Linked DNA regions of Homo sapiens: region 2 is linked to region 1. A link is an interaction called in ENCODE POLR2A ChIA-PET data of the cell type or tissue named here. Cell type or tissue: MCF 10A. All regions are shown on one strand.

Region 1 (8,000 bases):
TTTCCTTTCATCGCCTAAGTCTACCAACTCTCAAACCCTAGAAACAATAATAGATCCCCCATTTTACTGATGACAAAACTGAGGATTGAAAGTCCACATCATTGGTCTCCTTCCTGACCTGCCTCCCCTAACATATCTATCTTTTTCTCCCCTGACTGTGGTGGTAACTTCTTCAGTGGCATCTTTTGCCCCTCCCTTGCTGCATTGATCTCATTGGCACAGGATGCAGGACCATGCTTCCTGGATGGCTGTCTTATCATTCATGGCCCTCTCCTCCTCAAAGACTTTCAATAGCTCCCCGCTACTTACAGAATCAAATCCCCAACTCCCTAGTCTGCTCTTCAGTTTCTCCATGATTTGGCCACACCTATATTTTGACCTATTTTTATTACATTTACCTAAGCTCCAGTCACAGTAGTACCCAAGGAAAGAGCCTGAGTAAGTCCTAAGCCCACCCTCTTCATGATGATGATTCCTTCATGTGGAACCCCTTGCCACATGCCACTGTGCTTGAAACTGTGCTCAAATGCCACCCATCATGAAAAGTTCTCATTCACTCTCAGTCTAAATCTCTCCTCCTATGCCACCCTCATCCTCCGAGAGTCCACTTTGTATTCTAATCACGGTTTGAAAATGGCATGTTCCATTCTCTTAAGGAGTTTGTCACACTTGGGGCTGACTTTTGCTTTCTTATACCCTCTTCCCTCCCACCACCACAGTAGGTGCTAATAAATGCTTGTTGAATTGAATTAAATTGAGAGGTCATCTGGGGAATAAAAGTTAGAAATTTATCATAACTTGGACTCTGAGACGATGGAGAAGTTGAAGGACCAGTGACCTCTCTCTCTTCAGAACTCAATTATCTGCATAAGAACAAACGTCTCAGATATCTAGCTATTAATTTGCTCACAATCATCTCAGTCTCCAAAGTTCACAAATGTCCCTTTCAATTTCTCAGCCACATCATTCACAGGAAATGAGATTCTCTTTTCATTCACTGAATCAGGGTGGCCCTTGTACCAATCTCCCTTCCACCACGGTACCCCCCAAAGCTCCTATGTGTTCTTATTCTTTTCCAGTTTGCCACAATTAACCACCCGAGCATCAAAATGCCCAATACCACTACTTTCTTGGGGCCTGTTCAGGGACCAACACTTCCTGCTTAGCATCATAAATCAATAGCTGGAGACCACAGGTTTTATTGGCATCCCAAGTCAAAGAAATCTATTCTAATTAATCCTCCACACAAAAATGATAGCCTTCAGCCATCTTACAGGCAGGAGCCAACAAACCTAGAGTGAAAGAAAAGATGCAGGCCCAGCTTCTCATGAAATCAATACGACCTCACTCTGAGCTCTGTTCTGGGTCACATAGAAGAGGCAGCATGTGTGGCTGAGATCACTGCAGAAGTCCCTGCCATTAATCTGACAGCTAGGATGAGCAGAGCCCAGGAGCCCTGTTGCACCACAGACCGAGAGGACTAAGAGCCAGCCCCTTTAGAGGCCTTTAACCCTTTGATACACATTTATTCACTATTAACAGAGATTTATTAAGGCTGGTGTAAAAGTAATTGCAGTTTTTGCTATTAAAAGTAATGGGAAAAAAACACAATTACTTTTGCATCAACCTAATACATAAATCATGTGTTTCCGTGTGCTTAGCATGCACACATCAAGCAGGAAATGGAGAAATCTGGGACTGAATGAGACAATAGGAGAGAAGACACATTATTATCAATGCTGTTCTGCTACAGGGTAGTTGGACCGTCCAATGTTCAGTGATCAGCACATTGTGCAGCTTCAGGGATGGCTCAGCCCATCCCTGATGAGGGAGTGGAGTGGGACTCCTAGCAGGGCCTTCATCATTATGGCTGATGAAGAATTAGGAGGCTGGCAATGCCCACAGTCAGTGGGGAAGTGATGCTGTTGTCTCAGGTGGCTCATTACATAGAAAGAGGTTGTGAAGCATGTGTTTGGAGCCTCACATACCTGGTTTTAAGTCACTCCTTTCTACCTAGATGACTGTAAGCAAGTTACTCAACTTCTGAGTTTGTTTCCTCTTCTGGATGATTGGGGAAACAGTGGCAGTACTTAGTTAGCCAGCTTGTGAAACTGTATTCCAGGTGGAACAGTGAGTAAAATACTGTGATGTGTTTTTCCCCTTCAATCCCCTAAGTCCAAGGTCTAGGTCAAAACATTTGAAGCCTCCTGAAAATGAGAAGTATAACAACAAACTCAGAAAAAAATGACACTAAAATTTCCTCACTTTTAGCTTTGTTTCAAGAACAATACAGGAAAGACTAGGAAGAATGCAAATCAACACACACACCCCTCCACCCTACCACGAAGTTACAATGTTCTCCCAGCTCGGTGGGGAGAAAACTGTTGAAAGAAAAGGAAAGACTTCAGACACTTATAACGGGCCCTATGCCCCTTTCCTTACCACCCTTCTCGTCTCCCAATTTCTCTGGAGTTCTGGGAGGACAGAAAACCCCTCATATCAACCTCTATGCCATTCTGAGGGCAGCAGAAATGAGAAAGCCACATGCAGTGAAAGACAGGACCAAGTGACAGCCCAGCATGGTCCCACCAGCCAAGCACCACGGGTACTGACGACAAAGCCCAGGTCGTGGCAAATATGCCTGTCTGAGGATGCCGCCATCTTGCCACATCAACTCCAGGGGAAAGGAAGGAAAGAGGGAAATCCTGAATTTGTCTGAGTTTAAGCCTGTAAGTCCCAAATAACTGAAATGACTGAGTTCCTCTGGCAGTAATGAGAATCCATGTTATGCCTTCTGATGGAATAGACTTCAAGAAGGAAAGTAGATTCAGTTTTAGGAAAATAAAGTTATGTTCTTGTAACCTGAGTTCATGGCATATATGCCTATACATTTATATATACACATATATTTAAAATAATGGTAAAATAAAATAATAAATGTAATGAATTTATTGACATGCATTGAACGTTTCCTGTGTGCCAGGCACTGTTCCCACTGCTTTATATAGGTAACATCATTTGTTTCTCACAGTTGAAGACCTGTGAGTTTGTATGATTATCCTCCTCTGGAGAATAAATGAGCTGAAGCACAGAGAGGTTCGATCACCTGCCCAGGGCTGTATCATAGAAGTGGAGAGTTCAGAATATAAACTCAGCCCATCTGGTTGCAGAGCCCATGCCTTTCATCACTCTGGCTATCTCGCTTCTACATGTAGCCTTCAACCTATTATAGCATGTTGACTTGTAATTTATTGAGTGCTGAGTGTGAGCTGGACACTATACTAAAAGCATTACTCTTATGACATTTTTACTCTTTATAATAACCCCAGGAGAAAAGTTTTATTATCTTTTTTAAAATTTATCTAGTCATCCAGAAACATATTACCTTAAAAAAAAAAAAAAAAAAAAAAAGATAAGGAAGCTCACACTCTGAAACCAAATGTATCTGGCTCCAAAAAGTGAAATGTGCTCTCAACCCCTTCCTACACACTTCAATATAAACACATGTAGATGTAGAGGGCTGAGCTCACCATCAGGTTTACAGTAAGGGTGCCACATATGGAGCTGCCTATATGAGAGTCATGATGATACAAATATGACATGAGTTCTTGGAAATTCCACATCCAATGGCAAGGCCAGAGGGAAGGAATAGATAAGAATTAGGGTCAAGTCCCACAGAGAAGAGGCCTGGTAAGAATTAGCTGGGTATCCAGTCATGCATAGAGAGTTCCAAGACAGGCTCAGGCCCTGGCAGGCAGTCAGAGTGCTTTGCAGATGCAGTAAATCCTGGGTGAGGAGGAAACATCAACATTCAGAGCTCACCTGAAGGTCTATAGCCAACAGGACTTGACTCAAGGAACCGTGGCATGGTGGACTTGAGGTTTCTGGCTACAGCCCAATCCAGACAACTCAGGGCAGTGGCACTACTGATGCTGAAAGCACGGGACATCAGTGGGACTCATTTCACAGATAAGAAAATTGAGGTTCAGAGAATGTAAATAATTAACATGGTCATGCAACTGGTAAATGGCAGACATACAGACACAAACTTGGCTCTCTCTGACTCCAAACTCTATGCTTTTTCTTACCCCTGCATTTTTCCAAAGCAGAGTAAATGCTGTTTATGGCATGACTCAAAGAAAGGGGAGTAAAGGTACACTCTGCCATTCTCTTGTCACTCAAAAGGCCCATCTCTGTGATCAGCAAATATTTTAAGTAGTCTGGGCTCGCCTACCTCCAGATCATGCTGAAGTCAGATCTCAGATCTCCCTCCCCCTCCCCAACAAGGGATTAGCTAAAGAAATAAAGTCCCATTTCACAAGCTGCTAAACCCTGTTTGATCAGTCCTGCCAGGGATTTCCTGGGTTTAATCACCTGCTAGCTCTGCATGGTGGGAAAGTTGTTGGGCTATGACTTTGTTTTGCCTGTCCTTCTCCCTGATGTGATTCCACTCCTGCGTATACTCCCCAAGGTTTGCACAAGAATGCTCACTGCTGCAGGGCTCACGGTAGAAAAAAAGAAAAAGAAAAACCCATCAATCAGAGATAGATGAATAAAACACTATATGGCGGATAAAATGAATATATACTAGATCTACACATACCAGTGTGAATAAATCTCAAAAATAATGTTCAATGCAAAAGGGAGACTGCAAAAGGATATGTATAGTAGGGCAGTATTTCTATAAAGTTTACAAATATGCAAAGCAATACTATGCATTGAATAGAGACTTGAACATGCAAAAAATTCATAAAGTCGTACATGAAAATGATAACCTACATTTAGGATGGTGATGAACTCCAAGGAAGAAAAGGAGGGAATGAAATTGAGAAGAGGTCCCCAGAGTGATTTGAATCTATTTGTAATCCATTACTGTTTATTTAAAAAGCATTAAACAAATATAGCAAAATGTTAAATCTGTTAAAGGTCAATTGGGGGTACATATGTACTCATGTTATTATTCTTTATGTTTGAAATATATTATTATAAAAAAAATTTTTAAAAAAAGAATGGGGTTGGCCGGGCGCAGTGGCTCATGCCTGTAATCCCAACACTTTGGGAGGCTGAGGTGGGCAGATCACGAGGTCAGGAGATCGAGACCATCCTGGCTAACATGGTGAAACCCCGTCTCCACTAAAAATACAAAAAAATTAGCCAGGCATGGTGGTGGGTGCCTGTAGTCCCAGCTACTCGGGAGGCTGAGGCAGGAGAATGGTGTGAACCTGGGAGGCAGAGCTTGCAGTGAGCCGAGATCACGCCACTGGACTCCAACCTGGGCGACAGAGAGAGACTCCATCTCAAAAAAGAAAAAAAAAAAAAGAATGGGATTAAATCTTCAGTGTTTATAATAAGGATCGTGGACTCTAGTTTGAAAGTAATGAAGGTTTTTTGTGCAAGGAGAGATGTGATCAAACAGCCCTGCATAGACAGGGAGATGCTAACATGGAATTATGAAGGCCTGGTCAGTGCCATAGCATAGTGTAAACAAAAAAAAAAAGGGCAGACTGCAAATCCCCCTGTAGTGCCTGATGGTGAAAGTATGACCGAGATCAGCCCTTCCCATCTCCCATCCCCACCTCTGAGAAATCTATCCTCCTCTTTGCACCATTCCAATGGCATCCTTCCACCCAGGGCTGTAAACTTCCCATGGCAGCAAGCTGGGCCAATCCTGACATTTCACCACCAAGCTCTATACTGATTGGTCCAAGAATGGGCAATAGCCCAAAGCTCAGCCAACCAGAGACAATCCTTTTCCTGGGCTGCCTTCTTTGAATGAGAACCAAAAGAAGATGATCCTTTCCTCTGGTGGTGGAACTTAAAAATGGGTGCAACGCTCTATGTGGCCCTGTTTCCCACCCAAAAGAAAAGCTAGTCAGGGGTGGTAGAGAATAAAGCCTCCCCACAGAGGGTAGCTGTGCTAAGAGATTCCTGGACCATGATGAGTTCCAGTTCTGGGTGCCCCCTACAACACTCTTGTCTTGTGTGAGTATAAGCTGCAGAGCCTGTGCCCAGCAGTGCTACCATGGCATCCATTCTGGACCAGTTCTGCTGTGTGACTTTGGCCACTGATCCACAGCCTCCTGGTTCTCTGGTGCTCCAGGACACTCTGAGCTACCCAACTCCATCTAATTAAATCCTTTGCCACTTTACTGCTTAAATTAACAAGCACTGGTTTCTGTTGTTTACAACTAAGAATGCTGATGCTAAGAGGTAATACCACCACTGTTCTCCCAGGAGACCCCAGAAAGAAGATATCTCAAAACAATGCTAAGCCAATCAGGGCTGAGAATAATCAGGATCTCACTGTTTCCAAGGAGGACTCTTGTTCCCTGAGACCAAGCCACCTTTTCCAAGAAATACCTTCACAAGGTCATCCCTCTACAGAACATGGAACATCTCACCACCATTTCTGCAGGCAGCTCTTTCATATTTACAAAGCCTGTTTATGTCTGCTGTGTCATTTTATCCTCAGAGCAACTCTGGGCAATGAGCAGGGCAGGCCTGAGACTGTAAGTCTCATTTAATTGAAGAGGAAGCCAAATTTTGGAGAAATGACGTCTCTGAGTCGCGCGGAAACTTGACAGCTGTGCCTGGAACAGAATCCAGGCCTCCTGATGCCATCCCAATATGCTTAAAAGGAAATAAGAATTAATAGCTAAGAAAATCAACATTACTAATACTTTCAGGGCACTTATTATATGCCAGACATTGCTCTAAGTGTTTTACATGCATTAACTCATTTAGTTCTTCTCACAGCCCTATGAGGTGGGTGCTACTGTGGCTTTCATTTTACAGATAAGGGAACTAAGGTACAGAGAGTTTAAGGTACTTACCTGAGGTCACACAGCAGGTAAGTGGCAGAGCTATGGCTCAAACCAGAATTCATACTCTCAATCACTACACTAAATAGGGCAGGAGAAGCAGTCTTTCTGGGGTCCAGGTTCCTTGGCCCTCACCCTCCTTGGAATGAGAGGAAGTTCTAGAAGTTTGGGCTGTGAGTACACCCTGATCCCACACAGCTTAGGCTGATCTAAATGCAGGTGCTTCACGCTAAAAGCCTGGAAGGGAAGTGTGCTAACAGAGCAGGTGCTGAATTGCAGAAAAGTTAAATATGGAATGGGAACATCGAAGGCTGCAATAAGAGCAAGGAGGGTAAAAACCAATTTCAAAACAGAGCCCTAGGCAATGATTTGGAGAGAAAAACTAATATATGTGATATCACATAATAACTGTACAATGCCTTCCATTTACCTCACCCTTTCCTTTGGAGGAAGCCTAAGAAGTTCACAATTGCTATTACAATTCTTCCTTCTTGAAGTTCGTGACCTGCTGAGGATGGCTGTGGCCTTTGTCCTTATATGCAGGGAAAAAAGAAAGCACCAAAAGGTCAATGCAGAAATCACGGAGTGGCAAAGTATCTATCAAAGCCAACTGTCTGGGCTCGAAAGCTGATAGACAGAAGCTAGTACAGTGAAAATCAATTCAGCAAAGGATTGTTCATATAAAACTGTCAGACAAATACCCAAATTCACTCTAGGAGAACTGCCCACTGCCATTTTACCTCCAGGATAGAGGCAGGAGAAGGAGATAGAGGGGAACAAGCAGGATGAAGACAAGGGGCAGAAGATAAACAGCAAGAATGGGCCATATGTGACAAAATTAAGAGACAACAAAGTTCTGGTCAGACAAAGCTCATTCATTCACAGATAAAGCCATGAGCAAGCCAAGATAACATATCCTCAGGGAATTAATGACTCGCTCATCTGGCAAATCCATCATTCGGCATACTGGCTGTCATCCAACTTGGCTGGAGGCCCCACCGGGGTCCCCTCTACAGTATAGAGAAAAGCAGAGGAACTGTCACTAACCCTCCCTCCTTTCTTTCTCCACCAGCTTTGCCTTGGACAACAAATAGTCCGTGCCTTCTTCCCACCAAACCAGCTCTCTGGAAATGATCTGTTCATTGTTATTACCCAGCCCTAGTATTATTTATTTTTCTC
Region 2 (8,000 bases), 190 kb after region 1:
GGACTCCAGTCAAATCATATCACTGATGCCAAATAATGCTGCACAGCTAAATTAAGCTTCCTCTGGAATTTCGGGTATATATCATCCATTTAACAAATATTTACTGAGCTCTGACTATGTGCCAGGCTCTGTACTTCATGAAAACCATGTTTATTAAGAGGCTGAAAAGACGTTTGTGAAAATCATGTTTTCAGGGTTTTGTCTATATAACACCTTGATGGCCCCAATTCTGAGAAAAAGGAAGGTTACAGAGCTGAAAGTTTGGCTTGAAACAGAAAAGACCAGGACTGTCATGACTTCAGCCTTCACACATGCACCTGGAGTAAGGAGAAGGAAGATGAGAAAAAGAAAACGTCAATATAATGTAAGCAAATACAGTGTGGAATGCCAGAATTGGACAGATCAAGTCACAAGCCACAAAATTGATTAAGCCTCAGTTTTCTCACCTGTAAAATGGAGACAGGCATCCCTACCTCTCAGGCTATTTGGGGGATAAAATGAGATAAAATATGTAATGTGCAATTCAGAGTCCACATTAGGAACAGCAGGTGCTCAATTAATGTCATTTCTTGCCACCAAACAAGAAAAACAAAAAAGCTTTTTAAAAATAAAGCAGGATGCTGTAAGAGGTAAAGACCCCCTCATCGGGCAAATAGATTTGATCATCTACAGGAAATCCCACCCTGTAGACCAAGCTCCGGGATTTAGGATGTTGTAGCAGGGCCAGGACTAGAGTGAAGCAGGTGAGGCACAAAATTTAATGAGGTGCTCACTCTCTGGTCCCTGCAAGTGCAGGGTTGGCATTTATGCAACCCTGGGATTGAGTGCCTCCTTAAATTTTACTAGGTACCTCATTCTTCTTTCTCTAGGTGGCCCTACTTTGTGGGGATACATACGATAAGGCAGGAGAGTTAGTGGATGGAAGGCTATCCAGAGGAAAACATGGAAACTGATGCTACAGAGTATATGGGATCCCTAGAGGACCAGACTTCCTTAGGGTCAGAGGCAGAACCAGATGAGATTTTAAGGTTTAGTCCAGCTCCAAGAATCCAGGATTTTACCTTGCTACAAGAAGAAAATCATGTTCAAATACATGTGCTTCTTATTCAGATAAGCGTTCCCTATAGGAAGCAGTCATAACTGTGGGAGGTAGGACAGGAAGGGGGAGGGGTGTCTTGTTCCATAAGACCCTGAGGTGAATTGGGCTCAGGGCATGCCAACTGTGACATTCTGTTCCCAGGGGTGCTTAGCAGATCATGAAGTGACAGTGACAGTAATAAAATGTCAAGCACTCCCTGGCCAGCCTAAGCCCCTTACTGCAATCAAATAAAATCAGAATTGCACAGCTGGCTGCGGGAAGCCAGATGCTGACCTGATGATCCAACTCAGACAAAGCTGAGGGTGACCAGCAGGGCCCAGGCTGCACAACAATCCCCAAGTCCCTTGGGGTCAGAGCCGGGGATGGGAAACTGGCTCAGCCTAGAAAGCCAAGAGTGCCAGCCCAGCTCAGCCCCACCTCTTCCCAGAAGCCCAGGACACCCACCACTCCTCACCATCCACCATTTCTTTTTCATTTAGAAAAAGACCAGCCCACAGGCAATGGGGCAGGAGAAAGCTTTCTCCCCTGAATACACAATTTGAAAATGGCAAATATTGGGTCTTTCTAAAAGCACACAGAGGCTACAATTAATAAAACTCAGACAATTTCTGATTAATCCCCGCCTTCCCCTCAAATACTGCCTTCCACCACTGAGCCACCATAGCAGTCCAATTTTGCCACCTAAGCAGAGTGGCAGCCTCTTATAATTTCTTAAGTACCTAAACTATTCTATCTACTGGACAGTAAATAATTAGAGGGCAAAGGCCAGTCAAATCGAATTTTTAATTACTACTACATGCCAGGCACTGAACAAGACAGAGCCTACCCACAAGTATTTCATCCTCATTTCTCATCATTTCCCATTCTCTTCTCTCCCTCCCTCCTTCATACACACACTAAACTCTTCTTTTGGTTCTCCAAGTTGTCTATCACTTCTAAACTACACATGCTGTTCCTTCTACCTCAAACACTCTTCCTCCTATATTTTTCCAGGCCAACTCCATATCTAACCTTCAAGTTTTATTTAAAAAGTCATTTTCTCCACAAAGCCTCTTGGAGACTTCTCATCCTCTCACCAAGTGTAGTTGGGTACCTGTCCACTGTACTCGCTGAATTCCTCAATTATAGTGCTGACTGTGCCTCAAACTCCTTCGTTTTTACAGTGTCCTCTTCCTCTTTCACCTCCCACCTCCCTGTCTTCAATCTGCACCTCCAAGTTCCTCCTCCAGCTGTATAGGTCCTTCCTTTGGTTACTCTCAGCCTCTTAGTCCCTCTTCTGCCCCCTCCTTGTCTTTCCTCCCCCTTTTCCATCCTGACCTCCTGGACTTCTCTGCTCATGGTAAACTGGAGAGGGAATTGACTGGAGGGATCCCCTCTGCTGACCCAGAGTGGTTCTTGGGGGTGTGGTGCCATGCAAAATGTAGTTGAAATTGTTTCTCCCCAGTCTTACTGCAACCCTAGCTCATCTGTAATTCAGATTGACAGCTTTATATTGATTCCCTATTTCAATTGATGTTGCAACTGGAGAATGAGAATCTGAACATTGATCTGGCCTTTCTCCCAAGTAAACCTTGAGAAACAGGTTGGCCCCTTGGAGAAAAAAATCTTGAGACTAGGTGAGGAAGAACCAAGACACAAAATCCCATTCCTCCAAAAAAGTCCAGACAAATCTGGATCCCGAGACCAGTGTATGAAAAAAAAAAAAGAAGGAATATTATAGACTCATAAAATGATGGCTGAGGGCTGGAAGGGCTCTTAGAGATCATCTTAATTTCATTGTGTAACTGGGGAAACTGAAAGCCAACAAGGGAAGTGACTCACTGAAGGTCACACAGCCCCTACTTCATTATATCACCCTGCCTCCAACCCCTCTGTTGAACTCTACTCCTGGAGCTTTGCATGGTCTCTGTCATTAGAAGTAACATCTGAGGTCCTTTAAGTACCAAAATCTCTTAGTGTGACAAATCCCCTGACCAAAAGGTGGTGGACAGTCTAGTGCATGCTCTAATCCCCACATACATCCATAAACATCCATCTATTTGTATACATAACATACATAATACATCATACCTAGAAACCTACTCACATCACACAAACTCACCTACATCCATAGACACTCACAAAGAAACTAAAATATATTTGTTCCTCATCCTGTCCACCAAAACTAGCTCTTCAGGATGTAAGGATCTTCAGATTATTATGCAAGAGTGTCTAAATAGTCCTAGAATACCCTATGAATCTTCAAAGCAATGCCAGATTGCTTTCAGTATTTTTCATTTCTGTGTATAATAGTCTAATACTTTGTATAGTCAGTGCATCTATTGCAATAAGCCTTCTCAGTAAGGAATAGAAAACTTGGTCTCAGAAGACCTCACTCTCTTTCTGAAAATTACCATTAATCAAATCTGCCTAAACTGAGTCTGATTCACCCATTGTATTTTAGTAATCTCTGAAAAAAAAAAACTGCATCATTTCCAAATACTGTTATAAGGTTCAGAAAATTTTAACAATTGAGTGTTTCATTTCTCAGATTCATTCCCAGCTCCTCTGTCCAGCAGCTCATGGTCTATAAGCAAATGCTTAAGTTAACCGGGAATTGTGGTACTAAAAGAGCTCCCCGATGCATATCTACTCTACACAGATGCACAGCACATCAGATTCACCAGGGTGGAGAGGGGGAGTTTTGAATAATCCTGTGCAAATTGTACTGTCTAAATATAGACAGAAATGTACAAGGATTATCAAGTGGAGGGAGGCATAGCTACTTTGGCATTAATATGGAGCCTTTGTATTTGGAAAAGAGTTGGGAACTTTTGGCCTAGAGCACAGTGAGGGAGGGGGAGGATTTTAAGTGACTGACATAATAACAATAAATCATTATTGAACCAATTCTCTTCCAATCTTTCTTATTAACTCCAGGAGTCTCGTTAGGTGTTAATATGCCTCTAACGCCTGTCCAACACTTGCTGCACTTCCTTTGTAACTTAGAGCAGGCCTTGGGCTCAGAACATTGGCAAGCAGCAGATCACTAGAATTGTAAACTCTTCTCTTTTTGTCTTGTTGTCATTGTATTTGCTATTATGGTTCTCTTCCATTATGGCAAGTAATATTAGTTTTCTATTTGTGAGTAGTGAAATATAGTTTCCTTTTAAATAAGTTTAAGTTTAAAAGAAGTGAGACAATTTAATGAAAATAATTAAGTGACTAATAGAGGTGGTGAACAAACGGCAAAAATTGTGAAAGTGATATCAGGAAACAGCTGGTAAATAACATATGGGAGAGGCTGGACTAGAGATTTTCAAAATATGCATAGTGAATCACTTGACAAAACAGAGGATTACCGGGTAGTTCACAACTATTTCTTCTTCATTTTTAAGTGTGGTAAATTCAGAGCAGTGTATATACAGATTGCTAGAATTCAGACATGTTTTGACTTGCTTGGATAGAAGAGGGTAGAACAAGCTTCAGAAATAAATCATAATAATAGCATAACTATCATGATTTTATACTCTTCACAATTCACAAAGACTTTCCCTTACGTTGTAGCATTTGGATGAGTCAACACTTGAAAATGTAAGTTCTAATTCCTTCTCTCTTTAAAGTGCTGTGTGACTTGGAGCCAGTTACTTGACCCCCTGGGGTCTTCATTCCCTCCACTTCGGCTCAGTGCCAAGGTTTTAAGTGAGCCAGTGGCTGGGTGACCAGACTGCAAATACCTTACTGCAGACATGCAAGTTAGAATAACCAGAAGACTCTTCAGCTTTGGGGAGGGTTCTGGTATTAAATGGCATGTTATGCTAATACCAAATGGTATGGGATGATGTGGGGAGAATTCATTCTCCCACTGTACTGCCCAATAGGATTCAGGCTTATGAGAGAGGCCTAAGGGCGAAGAGATCGCTTGTGCTCCAGCAACTGCTGGGAGGGAGTACTATGTTCCCAAATCTTATTATCAGAGAGGAGGGGCTGGAGAGAGTACGGGAGCTTATGAAAGCTTCGTAACTGCCACTCCTAGAGAGGTTCTAGAAGTGAACTATAACAGCAGAAAAGTCATAAATCACTAGTTGCGTGCCTGTGGTCCCCTCTGCCCACACCAGAGCCACACAGCAGCCATGAGTCCAGTGCTGAATGGACAGTGGCCCCAACTGTGGGCCATGGGAAGCACCTGGGAGGGTTTTCCAGCCATGTGGGCTCCATGGTGCAGCTGAAAGCATTGTGAGACAAGGAGCAGCCCCAGACCCACTCTGAACTGCTTCAAACACACACACACACACACACACACACACACACACAGACACACACACACCATGCTGCAAGAGAAAAACAATGTATTGAGTGCTTGCTATGTTCTAAGAACAGTCCTAGGTATTTTTAACTATGCTACCTCAGTTATTCCTTACCTCATTTGACAGGTAAGAAAACTAAAGCTCAGACAAGTTAAGTAACTTTCCCAAGGTGACACAGCTAATAAATGACTAAGACAGGATGAATTCCAAATCATCTGTTCTTTTCACTCTTTTGCACTATTCTATATTATATTTCACAGTACATTTCAAAAACAAACACATGCAATATACACATCACAGACATACATCTACAGAAGCATTTTACACATCCACACCCTATACCCCATGTATATATACAGCTCACATACACACACATCTCACATATACACACACAAAATGCCCATATTAAATGCCACACTTGAAATACATACACATGAACACAGAAATTCACATTTTGTACATACAAACCTATGTGACCCAATTCACTATGCATCTGCAAACACCTCCATGCACACTCTAATCCCCATATATATCCATACACATCCATCCATCTGTATACATAACACATCTATACAATCATACCTAGAAACCCACCCACATCACACAAACTCACCTACATCATAGACACACACAAAGAAACTAAAGTGCATTTGTTCCTCACCCTGTCCATCAAAATTAGTTCCCCAGGATATGAGTAAGGATCTTCAGATTATTAAGCAACAGTGTCTAAATAGTCCTAGAATACCCTCCGAATCTTCAAAGCAATACCAGATGGCTTTCAGTATTTTCCATTACTGTGTATAATTGTCTAATTATTTTTAAATTGTTAATCCATGTATAAATATTTATGAACACTTTTTACTAGCCAGGATATTTGATTAATTAAAGTAGCACATTATTCATTCATTCATTCACTGTGCAATTACTGAGCACCAATTATGTATGAGACACCATGGTAGACACAGTGGGGAATGAAAGAACAAACAAACAAATAATAAATAAAACCACCATGATTCCTGCTCTTAAAACACAAACACAGATAACTACATCAGCACCTGGTGAGTGAGTTTATGGGGGGTAGTGGGGTGGAGGAGCAAGAAGACAAGATGGCTCTGAGGCGTCTAATCCTAGAGAGTGGAAGTATATTGACGTCATCTGGGGAAACTGATCTGGAGGAGCAAGTCTAGGAAGGAAGCTGTAGTGTTCAGTTTGGGAGATGAATTTGAGACACTGGCAGAACATTGAGATAAATGCATCCCACAAATGTTTGCAAATGAGGAAGGGGGTTTTAAGGAAGAGGCCAGGGTGGTGACAGATTTGAGAGTCATCCATTATTAACTGATTGCTTAAATAGTTACAACTGATGAGACCAGAAAAGAAGCTGAGAGGAAGAACAAGACAGGTTGGGTACAAATCCTTGGGGAACATTATGCGCTGCATGACTAGGTGACAGAAGGTTCCACCTTACACACACACACACACGCACACACACATACATTCATATCTCTATGCATTTCCTCCAACATCCCAGCCCCACAAGCACATGTCAGTGCTGCTTATGGCTCCTAACTATCTCCTGGATATAATTTCAGTACTAGGAAAGCTCAGTTGCCCAAAGCAACCCAAAATTAGTGTTCTTCAACCTTTGAGCCTCTAACATTGACTCTTATTGAAATCTATATGCTTTAAGAGTTTGGTGTGGCAATTCCTCAAAGATCTAGAACCAGAAATACCATTTGACCCAGCAATCCCATTACTGAATATATACCCAAAGGATTATAAATCATTCTACTATAAAGATACATGCACATGTATGTTTATTGCAGCACTGTTTACAATAGCAAAGACTTGGAACCAACACAAATGTCCATCAATGATAGACTGGATAAAGAAAATGTGGCACATATACACCATGGAATACTATGCAGCCATAAAAAAGAATGAGTTCATGTCCTTTGCAGGGACATGGATGAAGCTGGAAGCCATCATTCTCAGCAAAGTAACACAGGAACAGAAAACCAAACACTGCATGTTCTCACTCATAAGTGGGAGTTGAACAATAAGAACATGTGGACACAGGGAGGGGAACATCACACAACAGGGCCTGTCGGGTAGTGGGGGGCAAGGCGAGGGAGAGCATTAGGACAAATATCTAATGCAAGAGGGGCTTAAAACCTAGATGACAAGTTGATAGGTGCAGCAAACCACCATGGCACATGTATACCTATGTAACAAACCTGCACATTCTGCACATGTATCCCAGAACTAAAATGAAAGAAAGAAAGAAAGAAAGAAAGAAAGAAAGAAAGAAAGAAAGAAAGAAAGAAAGAAAGAAAGAAAGAAAGAAAGTTGGGCAGAGGGAGGGTCATGTTCTTAATACATGAGTAATTCATACTGTGGTGTGAATGGGGCCTTAAAGCCACTTTGTTGAATGGGTGTGGGGTGGGAGAGGGGTGACAGAAACAGTGTAATGCATCCCTGTTTGACTTCTAATCACCTAACTCTCGATACAGTGAAATAAGCCACTACTGATTTACTCTGGGTCCTATGTCAGTCCCTTCTGCTAACTGGGCCTCAATTTCCCAAGTGAGATTTTGTGAAGTATATGTTTCTTG

What was found. Peaks named below come from ENCODE experiments on the same cell type or tissue, not always from the same donor. Only the 100,000 strongest peaks of a DNase experiment are listed, where the experiment ranks them.
Region 2: POLR2A ChIA-PET joins it to region 1 with 5 read pairs; 3 of 35 experiments call an interaction of 5 or more read pairs at or near these places.

What each region holds. Positions count from the first base shown.
Region 1 is chr5:152,083,211-152,091,210 of GRCh38, reverse strand. All of the region lies in intron 1 of LINC01933 (long intergenic non-protein coding RNA 1933), which reads right to left. Among named protein-coding and RNA genes, the nearest start is that of LINC01933, 130 kb to the right of the region's middle. In MCF 10A, no CTCF peak of the experiment used is centred here; no DNase peak of the experiment used is centred here.
Region 2 is chr5:151,893,018-151,901,017 of GRCh38, reverse strand. The region is part of intron 1 of GLRA1 (glycine receptor alpha 1); the gene reads left to right. Among named protein-coding and RNA genes, the nearest start is that of GLRA1, 28 kb to the left of the region's middle. In MCF 10A, no CTCF peak of the experiment used is centred here; a DNase peak (open chromatin) is centred at 4,647.